3 separate regions of the Homo sapiens genome follow, and all the other regions are linked to region 1. A link is a contact called in ENCODE Hi-C data. All regions are on one chromosome and are shown on one strand. The core of a region is the stretch at or near the end of the contact, and the rest is flanking DNA. Distances in the headings are between cores, read along the strand shown. Region 1 holds the start of ZNF287 (zinc finger protein 287). Region 2 holds the start of LRRC75A (leucine rich repeat containing 75A). Region 3 overlaps LRRC75A (leucine rich repeat containing 75A).

Region 1 (4,093 bases), core at 574-3,073:
CTGTGGTACGCTGATGGAGTTTCTTCTCCATCAGGGAAACTTCGGTTCTTTTTTGAAAGCTTTTAACTGATTGAATCAGGCCCACCCAAATTATCTAGGATAATCTCCCATGCTACTTAGTCCAACTGGGTTTATGGGCTTCAATCTCATCTACAAAATGCCTTTACAGCAACACCTAGATTCGTGTTTACTTAAATAGCAAGAGACTGTAGCCTAGCCAAGTTGACACATCAAAAGACCATCACACTCCCCAAGTTTGTTTTTTTTTTTTTTTGAGATGGAGTCTTGCTCGTGTCGCCCAGGCTGGAGTACATGGAGTGCAGTGGCAAAATCTCAGCTCATTGCAACCTCCGCTTCCCAGGTTCAAGTGATTCTCCTGCCTCAGCCTCTTGAGTAGCTGGGATTACAGGCGTGCGCCACCACACCAGGCTAATTTTTGTTCTTTTAGTAGAGACGGAGTTTCACCATGTTGGCCAGGCTGGTCTCAAACTCCTGACCTCAGGTGATCTACCTGCCTGGGCCTCCCAAAGTGCTGGAATTACAGGCGTGAGCCACCGCGCCCGGTCCAACTTTCTTTTTGTTAAAATTTTCCTGGTGTGGTGATATTAAGAGTCTTTGACAGTCCTCCTCCACCCTCACAGGATTCTGCCTCCATTTGATTCTCTGTAGGCTTGTGATTGCTTTGACCAAGAGTCTGACAGAATTGGTGTTAGGTGACTTCCAAGGCCATGTTATAATTGGCCATGGCGCTTCTCTCTTGTTCACTGGAATGCTCACTCTTGGAGCCCAGAGCCACCATGTAACAAGTCCAGCTGCCCTCAGTCCTTTATGCTGGAGAGACCACATTGAGGCACTCTGGTCAAACACAAGCCGAGTTCATCTTTTAGCCCATCTCCTCCCAAGCAGTAGACATGTGAGTGGAAAAGCCATCTTGGAAGCGGGCCCTCCCAGCCATCAAATCATCCCAACAGAGGCTACAGACATAATGAGGCAAAGGCCCACCCACTCAGTTCCCCTTTCAAATTCCTCACCATGAAATTTATGAGCATAATACGGTGATTGTCCTTCAAAACCACTAAGTTTTGGGGTGGTTTGTTAATAGAACAGTAGATAACGGGAACACCTTGAATATGTTTTTCTATGCTTTTATTTTTCCAGTGTTTTATGTATTTTTGTTTTGTGTCTCTTAGAAATAACAGCTACTCGGGAGGCTGAACCCAGGAAGTTCAAGTGAGAATCACTTGAACACAGGAGAATCACTTGAACCCAGGAGGCGGAGGTTGCAGTGAGCCGAGCTCGCACCATTGCACTCCAGCCTGGGCGACAGAGCGAGACTCCGTCTCAAAAGAAAAAAAAGAAAGAAAGAAAGAACATGGGTTTTTTTCCCCCAATCTGAGAGTCTCAGAATCAAATTCCTGAGGAGGAAGTGAAAACCTTTCACAGTTAGTATGTATGCACAGTAAAGCCCGAAACCGCACATTAAGTCTTTCTGCCTTTAGACCCACATCTTCCCTGCCCATTCTTCCTCTAGGAAATCTGGCGCCCAGTTTTCTCTGCGTAGTTGGCGCGGGGCTTCAACTCCCGGCGCTCCTCCAGCTACTGGCACCTCCCTGGCCTCCAAGACGTCTACCAGACCTGCGTCTGCCCGGGGAAACTTTGAAGTTCCCTTCGGAACCTCGCAGGCTGACAAGCAAGTCAGAGCGATGGGTGGAGGAGGTTGCCATGGAGACAGGTCCAGGGCCAGAGGCGCGGGAGGGGGAGGCGGCAGCTTGGGCTCCGATTGGCTCTGCGGGCGCGCAGCGTTCCTCTGGCGCACATGCGCAGTGACGCCGAGGCGAGGTCGCGGCTAAGCAGAGGCGCCGGGGTTTCTGGGCCGGGCTTCTCAGGACCGGGCTGGAACGTGCAGCTCCTGGCCGGGACACTCTGTGCTTTGCGGGGAAGGGAAGTGGCGGAGCCCGAGGATCCGCTGCCGCTCGGGACTGAGCCCGCCACGCAGGCGCCTGTGCCAGCGTCGCCATTGTTGCCTGTGGCCTTAGGGCCGCTCCGGCTGCCCGTCGGCCGGGTCCCAGCGACAGGTATTGATGTCCGGGCGCAGCGCGCGAGTGTCCGCGCGATCAGTGACAGCCCGAGCCCGTCCACGCGCGGGCTCCCGTGCTCGTGGCTTGCGGGAGGGCAAAGACGGGGTGGAGGCTGCTGTGGGCCCAGTCCCAGCGTTGCGCGTCGCACGGTCCCCGACTCCCCCGCTGCCCTCGACCTCGACCCTGCGGCTGAAGAGGAGTAAGAGGCAGAGGGACTTGGCCGGGAAGGGGAGGCGACAGGAGGCAAGGCAAGGCTGTCGCATCACCTCCGCAGGGCCTTGTAAACAGTTGTCTTTGGTGGCACGACTGTGCCTCAGCAGGGCTCGGAGCTGGAGCCTGGGGAGAGGTGGTGTCGGTTCTCCTCCAGATCAGGCCGGTTCTAAGGTTTCCTTCGAGAATCCTGGTTTCGAATATATCCCTAAAGAACTGTCTCCTATAGAAGCACTTAAAGGACTTGAAGTCACACCAACCTCTTCACTCTTTTCCAGTCCAACCCGCTGGTCTTCCCAACCCTCTGATAGTGAAAGGCTAGAATCGGCTGGCATTAACATGCAACGCAGATAAATGGCTCGCCCTTTCCCCTGACAGTTCCCTTGGGAACCTTGAGCACTGTATTAAGAAGAAATTCTCCTAGTTTCTTCCAAGTAACAGATTCACTTTGTTATTGTTGAGAGTCCGTTCAGTCATTACAGCTTCTGTAACATCAGTGACTAAAATAATGAAACTATTTTCTCTATAAAAATGTTTAATTTTTGTTACAACAGGTTAGAGGTTTAATCTGTTGTTTGGCTTAGATTCGAGTCATTGCCTCTGACACTACCTTTTTAATAGCAGCTCCATCCCCCACCAACCCCAAGCAGATGGCAGTTCCCTTACAAGTCTAAGGATATAGGGGAGGAAGACAAGGTAAAGCTTATGTGTGTTCATCTATGCACACTGCGAGTCTGTTTCTGTGTGTGTATATGTATAGTAGAGTACACCAGGGATTCTTGACCTTGTGGTCCATGCTTGTGTTTCAGGGTCTCTTATCCATCCCTGCAAGTTCTGGGCTCAGAATTTGTCACTAAGGCTGCTAACTCTACCTTGATTCTGTTCTGCCCTCGGCTGCAGCAGCCTTTGATATAGTGTCCTTGTGACTCTAGCATGAGACTTCAAGCAGTTGGCTCACTACTGGAGAAATAAAGGATATTGCCAGATTGACTCTCCTGTCTGTAGCAATGTTAGCCTCAAGCAAGAGGATGAACAGTTCTTCACGTTCTCAAATCCTTCTAAGGTGGAAGTCAGACAAGGCTCAGAGTGGACCCTACAATGTTGAGAAGGAAATCCTTACTTCAAGATTCTTGCGTGACACTGAGACCTGTCGACAGAATTTTAGGAATTTTCCATACCCAGACCTGGCTGGTCCTCGAAAGGCATTGAGTCAACTCCGAGAGCTCTGCCTTAAGTGGCTGAGACCTGAGATTCACTCAAAGGAACAAATTTTGGAGCTGCTGGTGCTGGAGCAATTCCTGACCATCCTGCCTGGTGAGGTTAGGACTTGGGTAAAGTCCCAGTATCCAGAGAGCAGCGAGGAAGCAGTGACTCTGGTGGAGGATTTGACTCAGATTCTAGAAGAGGAAGGTGAGAATCATAGAGCAGAGAGGGGAGGAATCCCTGGGTGGTTAAAGAAGACAACTAGCACATCTGAGCAGCTCCTTTAAAGAAATCAGGGAGAGCACTGAGAGGTCCAGGATGCATTTTTTAAAAAGAAAGAAACTGGGGAGAACAAAGGTTAGTGAGTGAGAACAAGGCTTTAACATGAGCTCCATCCTGCATGGTGTTCTCCTTCCAGATTGCTTGGGAGCAAACACACATTATCTAAACCCCCAAGAAAAACGTCTTGAAATAATGACCAGACGCAACCAAATTACCACTGTGTGAGCCCTCAGAAAGTACCTTCAGAGGTTTGCACCATTCTACTAATAAATCATTTGCTTTGTGAATTGAATTTTACAATAAAATACTTCCAAAAAAGG
Region 2 (4,099 bases), core at 951-3,450, 77 kb after region 1:
TCTCTGGTCACCTGGCCTGTCTAAAGCAAGAATTCTGTTAGGTTGGTGTTGTGAGTGCCACAAAGTCAGAAATAATCAGGTTCATGCACATGTGTGTCTTTCTACAACGTCAGGCTTTTATTGATGCTATTTCAGTCATAAAAGCCACAAGCCACATGGGGTTCTCAAGGAGGCAAATTCTCCTTAGTTTTCCCCATTCACTTGGTAATAAGAGCTGTGGGCATACAGGCTCAAGTCACTCCACAAGTCAGTCAATACTGCCAACCATACATGGTAGTATACTTAATCAATATATAAATGTTATAGATTACACATTCCACATCAAAGTACATTTAACATCAAGAGAAAAGGGGATAGGGAAGGAGCGGTTAACAATATAGTCCAAGGAGAGTGACTTGGACAAGGGGAGTCTCCTGGCCTGATCCAAACAGTCCTCAGTGTCTTGCAAGGAAGAGTCTTTGATGTGGGCAGAGTGTGGGCAAGATGGGGTCTATCCAGACGGTCATCTCCAGTTGCTGAAGTCCTGCTCTTTTTATGGCTACAGAATCCTCTGGTGAGGACTGATAGCAAAGAGTGTGCCTGTTTATGTCTTTATCTGGTGGGGTGTAGTCTTTATTGATTAGGCGAACATCTGGTTCCTGTTGGCATGAGGCTTTTTCAAATGTAAAATGGACCCTTTTTCTAAGATGGAGTTACTTATGTCAAGGGTGCTCCATACAACCTGTTTAGCCAGAATCCCCCTCAGCCCTGATGTTTCCCTTATTAAGTTTCTATCCGCTGACCCCCACCCTGCTCCTTAGCAACGAATTCCCACTTGCCCATGCTGTAATTGGAGTTGAGCTCAATCTCTCTCTCCCTGCAACTGCAAAATCTCATAGCAGAGGTCCCTACACCTATGGTAATGGTCCTGAATAAAGTCTTCCTTACGATGCTTTAACTCATGTCATTAAATAATTTTTTCCTTTAGCAGTGTCCACCGAGTTTACTCTCCCAATTCTTGGCAGTGTTATTATCCTAGCCTGACAGGAAGAATCAGGACTCAAGAAGCTGAAGACTCGCCTGATACTCAGTGCTCACTAAGTAGTGGGGCTCAGCTCCCTGTGATTTGGGATCCAGCCTCCTGCCCCTACAGCCCACGTGCCCTTACACCCTCAAGCAACACCCAGAGCTGGGGTCAGAGGCGAGCTTGCACAATTGCTTCTGCCCTGCGCTGGGACCAGGGCGGCCTGTGGTCTGCAACAGAGAAGCTCCCCCACCTGCCTTCGCCTTCACTCTGGCAAGCCCTGGCAACACCATGAGATCCCAGGGCTCTGGTCCCTTACAGACTGGGCCTGGCAGAGGCACGGGGAGGAAGGTGGGCCAGCAGGGTGTACCGCTGGGCCTACTCGCAGACGTGCGTTTGCTTTGTTGTACCAGGACTACCCCAGGGACCCTTCTCCAGGGCTGTGAGAGTGAGAACAAGAGAACACAGGAGTTCACACCTCTCCGGTCCAGATGCTTTGAGAGCATGATGGAAGCAACAGGCCCTCTCCATAGAAGGGCACGCACACAACCCATAAGCTCGCACAGTTTCCAGGTTTACGCACCAACCACACCACTACAGCGCCCTGCAAGCAGGCCAGGTCTCAAAGGAGCGTGCATGGGAATCACCCAACATGCTGGCTAAAAAGGCGGATCCCAGGCCCCACCGAGGAGATTATCATTCAGTAGGTCTCGGTGGAGGCCTTAGAGCCTGCGTTTTTAACCAGCGCCTCCGACGATTTGGGCGCTGAGGCTCAGCGGAACCCACCTTGAGAAACCCGACTCTGGGCCTAAGAGAGCCCCCCAACACACACACCCCCATGCTCCAAACTTTCCCCATCTCGCCCGACGCACCGGGCGCGCGGTGGTGGAAGCGTCGGGGAGCCCGGTGGGGACCGAGAGCGACGGCCCATGGGGCCTGCCTGTTCCCCTCGCCCCCGCGCCACGGCCCCGGGAAGCGCAGCACTGCCGCCCGCAGGAGGCGCGACTGCCGAGAGGACGCAGGCAGGGGGCGCCTGGTGGTGGTCCCCAGCCCGGAGCCGCGGGGCGGGAAGGAGCGGGAGCCCGAGAAGAGGGAGGCGCGCGACGCCGCGGAGCTCCGGCGCGGAGGCGGGGGGCGGGGCGGGCCGAGCCGGGCCGGGGCGGGGCCGGCGGGCGGGCCGGCGGCGAGCGCCCGGGGAGCGCGCCCGGGTAGCCAAGAGGGAGGAGCGCGGGGAGCGCCGACAGCCGCCCGCCCGCCCGCCCCCGCGACGCCCGCGCGCAACAGTTCCCCCAAAGTTGCAGCCCGGGAGGCGAGCGCGCACGGGCGGCCGAGGGGCGGGCGGTTGGCGGGGACGCGGCCTCGCGGCCCAGAGCGGAGAGTCCCGGCGGGCGGCGGCGGCATGGGCACCCGGCAGACCAAGGGCAGCCTGGCGGAGAGAGCCAGCCCCGGCGCCGCGCCGGGCCCCCGACGCGAACGGCCGGACTTCTGGGCGTCGCTGCTGCTGCGCGCCGGGGACAAGGCGGGGCGCGCGGGCGCGGGGATGCCCCCCTACCACCGGCGAGTCGGCATGGTCCAGGAGCTGCTGCGGATGGTGCGCCAGGGCCGGCGGGAGGAGGCGGGGACGCTGCTGCAGCACCTGCGCCAGGTGAGCGCGGGGAGGGGGCGCGGGGGGCGCGCCGGGCCAGGGGGCGTGCTGGGCCGGGGGGGGCGCCCCATCCCTAACCGAGGAAGCCGGGGGCACCGAGGGGCACCGCCCAGGGGCCCCTTCCGCGGGGATGGAGCCCTGTCTGGCAGCAGGTGCCTCGGCGCTTCCGCTGAATGTGGGGCCTCAGGGCAGGGCGGAGGAAGGCTGGCCGGGTGAGGCCCGCCGAAGGGGACCTGTTGGCATAATGTCCCCACTGCTCTCCTCCGCAGGCAGAGAAGGAGGCTGGTCTCCGGGGACAGTCGGTGGGCGGGGAAGCAGGGATGCCTGCCTGATCTGGGCCAGGGCTCTTTTCTTCCTGTCTGCCCACTGGCAGTCACTCCCGGCCGAGGGTCCTCAAGGAATGCGGTTATCAGTTGGACCTGGCTTGGCTTCCCGAGAGCGAGTCCAGGGGCACAGCCCTGGGGCCAATGAGATTCCAGTCCCTAGGTCCTTCACTCGCCTGGGAGGCATCCTGGATTGTAGTTCAAGGAGGAGACTGTTTCCTCTCCCCTGACTAACTTCAGCAGATCCTCAACCATGAGCCCCTGCGGAAAGCGGTAGAGACAGGGGAGCTGGATTTGGTGCCCTGTGTGACCACCTGGCCAGCAGCAACTTCAGGAGACTGCCAGGACTCTGTCCTTAGCCTGTGCCTGTCCCACTGGCTAGGGACAGATGTTGCGGAATTGGCCAGTTCCCTCTGCTTTGGGGCTGCCCTGAGGCTAATGCTATCACTCACCTCTCTGTGGCTTGTTTTCCTTTGTCAGTTTCTTTGGTGGGGAGAGGAGCATGGCCCATGCCATGGATTTTGTTGAGTATAAGACAGGCAGGGGAGTGCAAAGCTGCTCTCCTGCATCACCAAGCAGGTTGTCTTGGCCTGGCTTTGGTGGGTAGACAATCCAGGCCCCATATTCTTGCTAGACTGACCCCATTAGAGGTGGAGTCTACCGTGGATGGCAGAGGGAAAATCTCAGGTGACCTTTCTGGGGTTTTCCAGTCGCTGCTGAAAGAGGCTGTAGGAGCACCTTCTTGGGAGGAGCTTCCAAAATCTAATCAGACCCACATCCCTCTTGGGTTCTGCAGCACTCTTCCCCACCTTTGTATCTGGTGCGCTCTTACCCTAAAGTATGTGTCCCCAAGCTGTGCACTGCACAGGGAGAGGCAAGCAGAGACGAGGGGACTTGGGAAGATGTGGGACTTCTGCTTCTGCCTCTGTTTTCCCCAACAACTTCCAGAATGATGCCCGAGACGCTGCTGGATCCCCATGTGCCTTCTCTGAGTTCAGTCATCAAAGAAAGATGACATTATGCACCACTGAACTTTAGCAGTGTGTATTTCTTTGTCTTTTGAAAATTGGAAGCTGACATATGGCCTTTATAGTAACTCTTTCACTTTTAAACAGAATATTGGGTTTT
Region 3 (4,025 bases), core at 379-2,878, 120 kb after region 1:
GAGACGGAGGTTGCAATGAGCTGAGATGGTGCCACTGTACTCCAGCCTGAGGGCGGGGACAGAGCAAGACTCCGTCACTAAAAAAAAAAAAGAAAAGAAAAGAAAAGAAAAGAAATGAGGACCCTTAGCCCCAGCTACCTGGGAGGCTGATACAGGAGGATTACATGAGTCCAGGAATTCAATACCAGCAAGGCCAATATAGTGAGACCCCCATCTCTTTAAAAAAAGAAAGAAATGAAGACCCCAAACCCCAGGGAAAGAGGTTTTTTTGTTTTTTTGGTTTTTTGTTTGTTAGAATTTGTTTATTTTAATTATATTTATTTATTTATTTTAAAACGGAATTTTGCTCTTGTTGCCCGGGCTGGAGTGCAGTGGCGTGATCTCGGCCCACCTCAACCTCTGCCTCCTGGGTTCACGCGATTCTCCTGCCTCAGCCTTCCGAGCAGCTGGGATTACAGACATGCACCACCATGCCTGGCTAATTTTGTATTTTCAGTAGAGATGGGGTTTCTCCATGTTGGTCAGGCTGGTCTCAAACTCCCAACCTCAGGTGATCCGCCCCCCTCTGCCTCCCAAAGTGCTGGGATTACAGGCATGAGCCACCACGCCTGGCCTGTTTGTTTGTTTGTTTTTTGACAGAGTCTCACTCTGTTGCCCAGGCTGGAGTGCAATGACGTGATCTCGGCTCACTGGACCCTCCACCTCCTGGGTTCAAGCAACTCTCCTGCCTCAGCCTACCAAGTAGCTGGGACTACAGGTGCCCGCCACCATGCCTAGCTAATTTTTTGTATTTTTAGTAGAGATGGAGTTTCGCCGTGTTGGCCAGGCTAGTCTCGAACTCCTGACCTCAGGTGATCCACCCACCTCGGCCTCCCAAAGTGCTGGGATTACAGGCGTGAGCCACCACACTCAGCCAGCTATCTGTTTTTATACTCAGGCTTGGTAAAGAGTGCACAAGCTTGTAGAAATGCGATTGGACAAAGGGTGTGATCTAATGGTGATAGGCCGAGGGGACCCAGGAAGGCTATCTGCTCAGATTCTTCTTGGCCTCTCTCTGCAGTGTTCCTTCCTACCCCTCTGGAATGGTCTTCAAGACAGAAGGGAGAGAGTGACCTGCCTAGTTTTATGGCTTGCTTTGAGGGAGAGGGGTTCTGGTCTCTGTGACCTGCCTTGGGGAAGAAGAATTCTGGTTTCTCTGACTCACTCTGGGGGAGAAGAAGGGCCAGAGACAGGAGGGCAGCAGAAGGGCAGAAAAACTTTGCTTCTGAGGCCTTCCAATTTCCGTTAGTTCAAAGCTCTCTGCTGGCCCCGGCGCCATGCTTTGGAATTGTGTTCTGAGCCCCAAAATGTTCATGCAAACAGTGCTCAGAGGAGATGCCCAATGCATCGCAGCTGCTCAATACATGTTAGCTGTTGTCAGTTTAGTTCAGACAAGCAGAAGGGAACTCTCACTCCTGAGAGAACATCAGCTCACTTGTGCTCTCAAGGCAACTCTATGAGGTGTCCATATCTATTGTTCCTGTCTAGCCAGTGAGGAGACGCAGGCTCCTCAGTTCTCCCTGGTAGTGGCAGATACACTTCCATCCCGAGCCTGGCCCTGTGCGTGGCTGCCCCCTTGTGGCAATGGCAGTGCAGTGATGCCCCCTTGTCCTCTGTTCTCGTGTGTGTGTGTGTGCGTGTGCGTGTGTGCGTGTGCGTGTGTGCGTGTGTGCGTGTGTGTGTGTGTTTAGGAGTCCCACACCAGTCCCACTCTGGCGCCCAGGCCAGAGTTCAGTGGCGCGATCTCGGCTCACTGCAACCTCCACCTCCCGGGTTCAAGCGATTCTCCTGCCACAGCCTCCCAAGTAGCTGGGACTACAGGCACCCACGACTACGCCTGGCTAATTTTTGTATTTTTAGTAGAGATGGGGTTTCACCATATTGGACAGGCTGGTGTCGAACTCCTGACCTTGTGATCCGCCTGCCTCGGCCTCCCAAAGTGCTGGGATTACAGGCGTGAACTACCGCGCCCGGCCTCTATTCTCTTCTTTTAAGGCTCAGCTGCCCAGGCTGAGAGGGTGGACAGGGATTTTGGCCCCAGATTTTGGAAACCCTGGGAAGTGATTGAAGGAGGAGCTGCAGCTGAGGGGCTCAGTTCTAAGCTTTGGAGACTGGCTACATTCTGTCCTGGGGTGGTTCCAGGAGTGATGCTGGGCAGACCACCTGATCCCACCCATGGTCTTTGAACCAGTGCTTCTCCACCTCAGCTGCACTAGGGAATCACCTGGGGACCTTTTAAAAATCCCCGTGTGGCCAGGCAGGGTGGCTCACACCTGTAATCCCAGCACTTTAGGAGGCTGAGGCGGGCAGATCACGAGGTCAGGAGTTCGAGACCAGGCTGGCCAACATGGTGAAACCCCATCTCTATTAAGATACAAAAAATTAGCGGGGTGTGGTGGCAGGCGTCTGTAATCAGCTACTTGGGAGGCTGAAGCAGGAGAATCGTTTGAACCTGGGAGATGGAGGTTGCAGTGAGCCAAGACCGCGCCACTGCACTCCAGCCTGGGCAACAGAGTGAGACTCCATCTCAAACAAAAAGAAAAAAAAAAAAATCCCTGTGCCTGAGCCACCCACCCATCATTGGGGTGGCCCAGGCATCAGTGTTATTTTGTTGTTGTTTGGTTTGGTTTGGTTTTTTGAGACTAGGTCTCACCCTGTCTGGAGTGCAGAGGTGTGATCACGGCTCACTGCAGCCTTCACTTTCGGGGCTCAAGAGCCTCCTACCTCAGCCTCCCGGGTAGCTGGGACTGCAGGCACATGCCACCATGATGGGCTTTTTTTTTTTTTTTTTTTTTTTTTGAGAGCAAGTCTCACTATATTGCCCAGGGTAGTCTTGAACTCCTGGGGTCAAGTGATCCTCCTGCCTCAGCCTCCCAAAGTGCTGGGATTACAAGAGTGAGCCACAGCACCTGGCCCATCAGTGGACTTTAAAGCTCCCCTGAGATTCCAGGCCGGGCGCGGTGGCTAACGCCTGTAATGGGAGGCCGAGGCGGGCGGATCACAAGGTCAGGAGATCGAGACCATCCTCGCTAACACAGTGAGACCCCCCGTCTCTACTAAAAATGCAAAAAAATTAGCCGGGCATGTTGGCGGGCGCCTGTAGTCCCAGCTACTGGAGAGGCTGAGGCAGGAGAATGGCGTGAACCCGGGAGGCGGAGCTTGCAGTGAGCCAAGATCGCGCCACTACACTCCATCCTGGGCGACAGAGCGATACTCCGTCTCAAAAAAAAGAAAAAAAAGCTCCCCTGAGATTCCGGTATGAAAGATTCCAAGGTAAAGAAGCACAGCTCTAGATGGGCCATCTCCAGTGTCACCTCCTATTCTCTGTTTTATTTATTTATTATTATTATTATTTTTTTTTTTGAGATGGAGTCTCACTCTGTCACCCAGGCTGGAGTGCAGTGGTGCGATCTCGGCTCACTGTAACCTCCGCCTCCTGGGTTCAAACAATTCTCCTGCCTCAGCACTCCGGAGCAGCTGGGATCACAGGCGCCCGCCGTCACGCCCAGCTAATTTTTGTATTCTTAGTAGAGACAGGGTTTTGCCATGTTGGCCAGGCTGATCTCGAACTCCTGACCTCAGGTGATCCATCCACCTTGGCCTCCCAACGTGCTGGGATTAACAGGCGTGAGCCACCGTGCCTGGCCCCTATTCTCCCTTTGAGCTCTAAGGTCGGCTCCCACCATGGCCCCACTCCCTGAACTTGTGCTGGCCATGGCCTCCTTGTTGGAGACCCAGTGGCCTCTGGGTGGGGGTCTAACCCCATTAGTCACTCTTCTTGGTGTCCAGACTCCACTACTCCTGCTGCTCTGATGGAGTCTTCTCTGACTGCTGTGTGTCCACTGTTCTCTCTCCCTCCTGCTTAGCTCATTCTCTGGCCAGGGGTTTAATCTTACTGATGAATGTGTCCAGCCTGGACCTGTCTTGAGCCCCAACCCCATAAGTCCAGTGGCATCCACAGCTGGAGGTATTGTGAGCTCCTCAAA

Evidence for each region. Hi-C counts contacts between places; a loop is a spot of excess contacts on that map. Pooled maps may share reads with other maps.
Region 2: a map of CD8-positive, alpha-beta T cell shows a loop between it and region 1 (23-fold over the local background). The contact joins the promoter of LRRC75A here to the promoter of ZNF287 in region 1. A Hi-C loop is called at or near these places in 2 of 168 maps with a recorded cell type or tissue (CD8-positive, alpha-beta T cell and DLD1), 1 of 37 single-sample maps with no recorded cell type and 2 of 50 pooled maps.
Region 3: a loop to region 1 is called in a pooled map, with 3 times the contacts of the local background. The contact joins the enhancer-like site here to the promoter of ZNF287 in region 1. A Hi-C loop is called at or near these places in 3 of 50 pooled maps.

Annotation. Positions count from the first base shown.
Region 1 is chr17:16,566,934-16,571,026 of GRCh38, reverse strand. It overlaps ZNF287 (zinc finger protein 287), which reads left to right and starts at 1,823. Exons shown (of 6, transcript NM_020653.4): 1 at 1,823-2,075; 2 at 3,098-3,698. The coding sequence starts at 3,296. RefSeq lists enhancers at 1,759-2,258, 2,259-2,760.
Region 2 is chr17:16,490,294-16,494,392 of GRCh38, reverse strand. LRRC75A (leucine rich repeat containing 75A) reads left to right here and starts at 2,200. Exons shown (of 4, transcript NM_001113567.3): 1 at 2,200-2,648. The coding sequence starts at 2,403. All of the region lies in intron 2 of LOC124903936 (a long non-coding RNA gene), which reads right to left. RefSeq lists silencers at 1,948-2,287, 2,378-2,427, 2,538-2,597.
Region 3 is chr17:16,450,999-16,455,023 of GRCh38, reverse strand. All of the region lies in intron 2 of LRRC75A (leucine rich repeat containing 75A), which reads left to right. All of the region lies in intron 3 of SNHG29 (small nucleolar RNA host gene 29), which reads right to left. Among named protein-coding and RNA genes, the nearest start is that of SNORD65, 12 kb to the right of the region's middle. Within about 2 kb of position 1,628, at least 2 of the 41 ENCODE cell types and tissues checked have a DNase peak (open chromatin) inside an H3K27ac peak, as active enhancers do.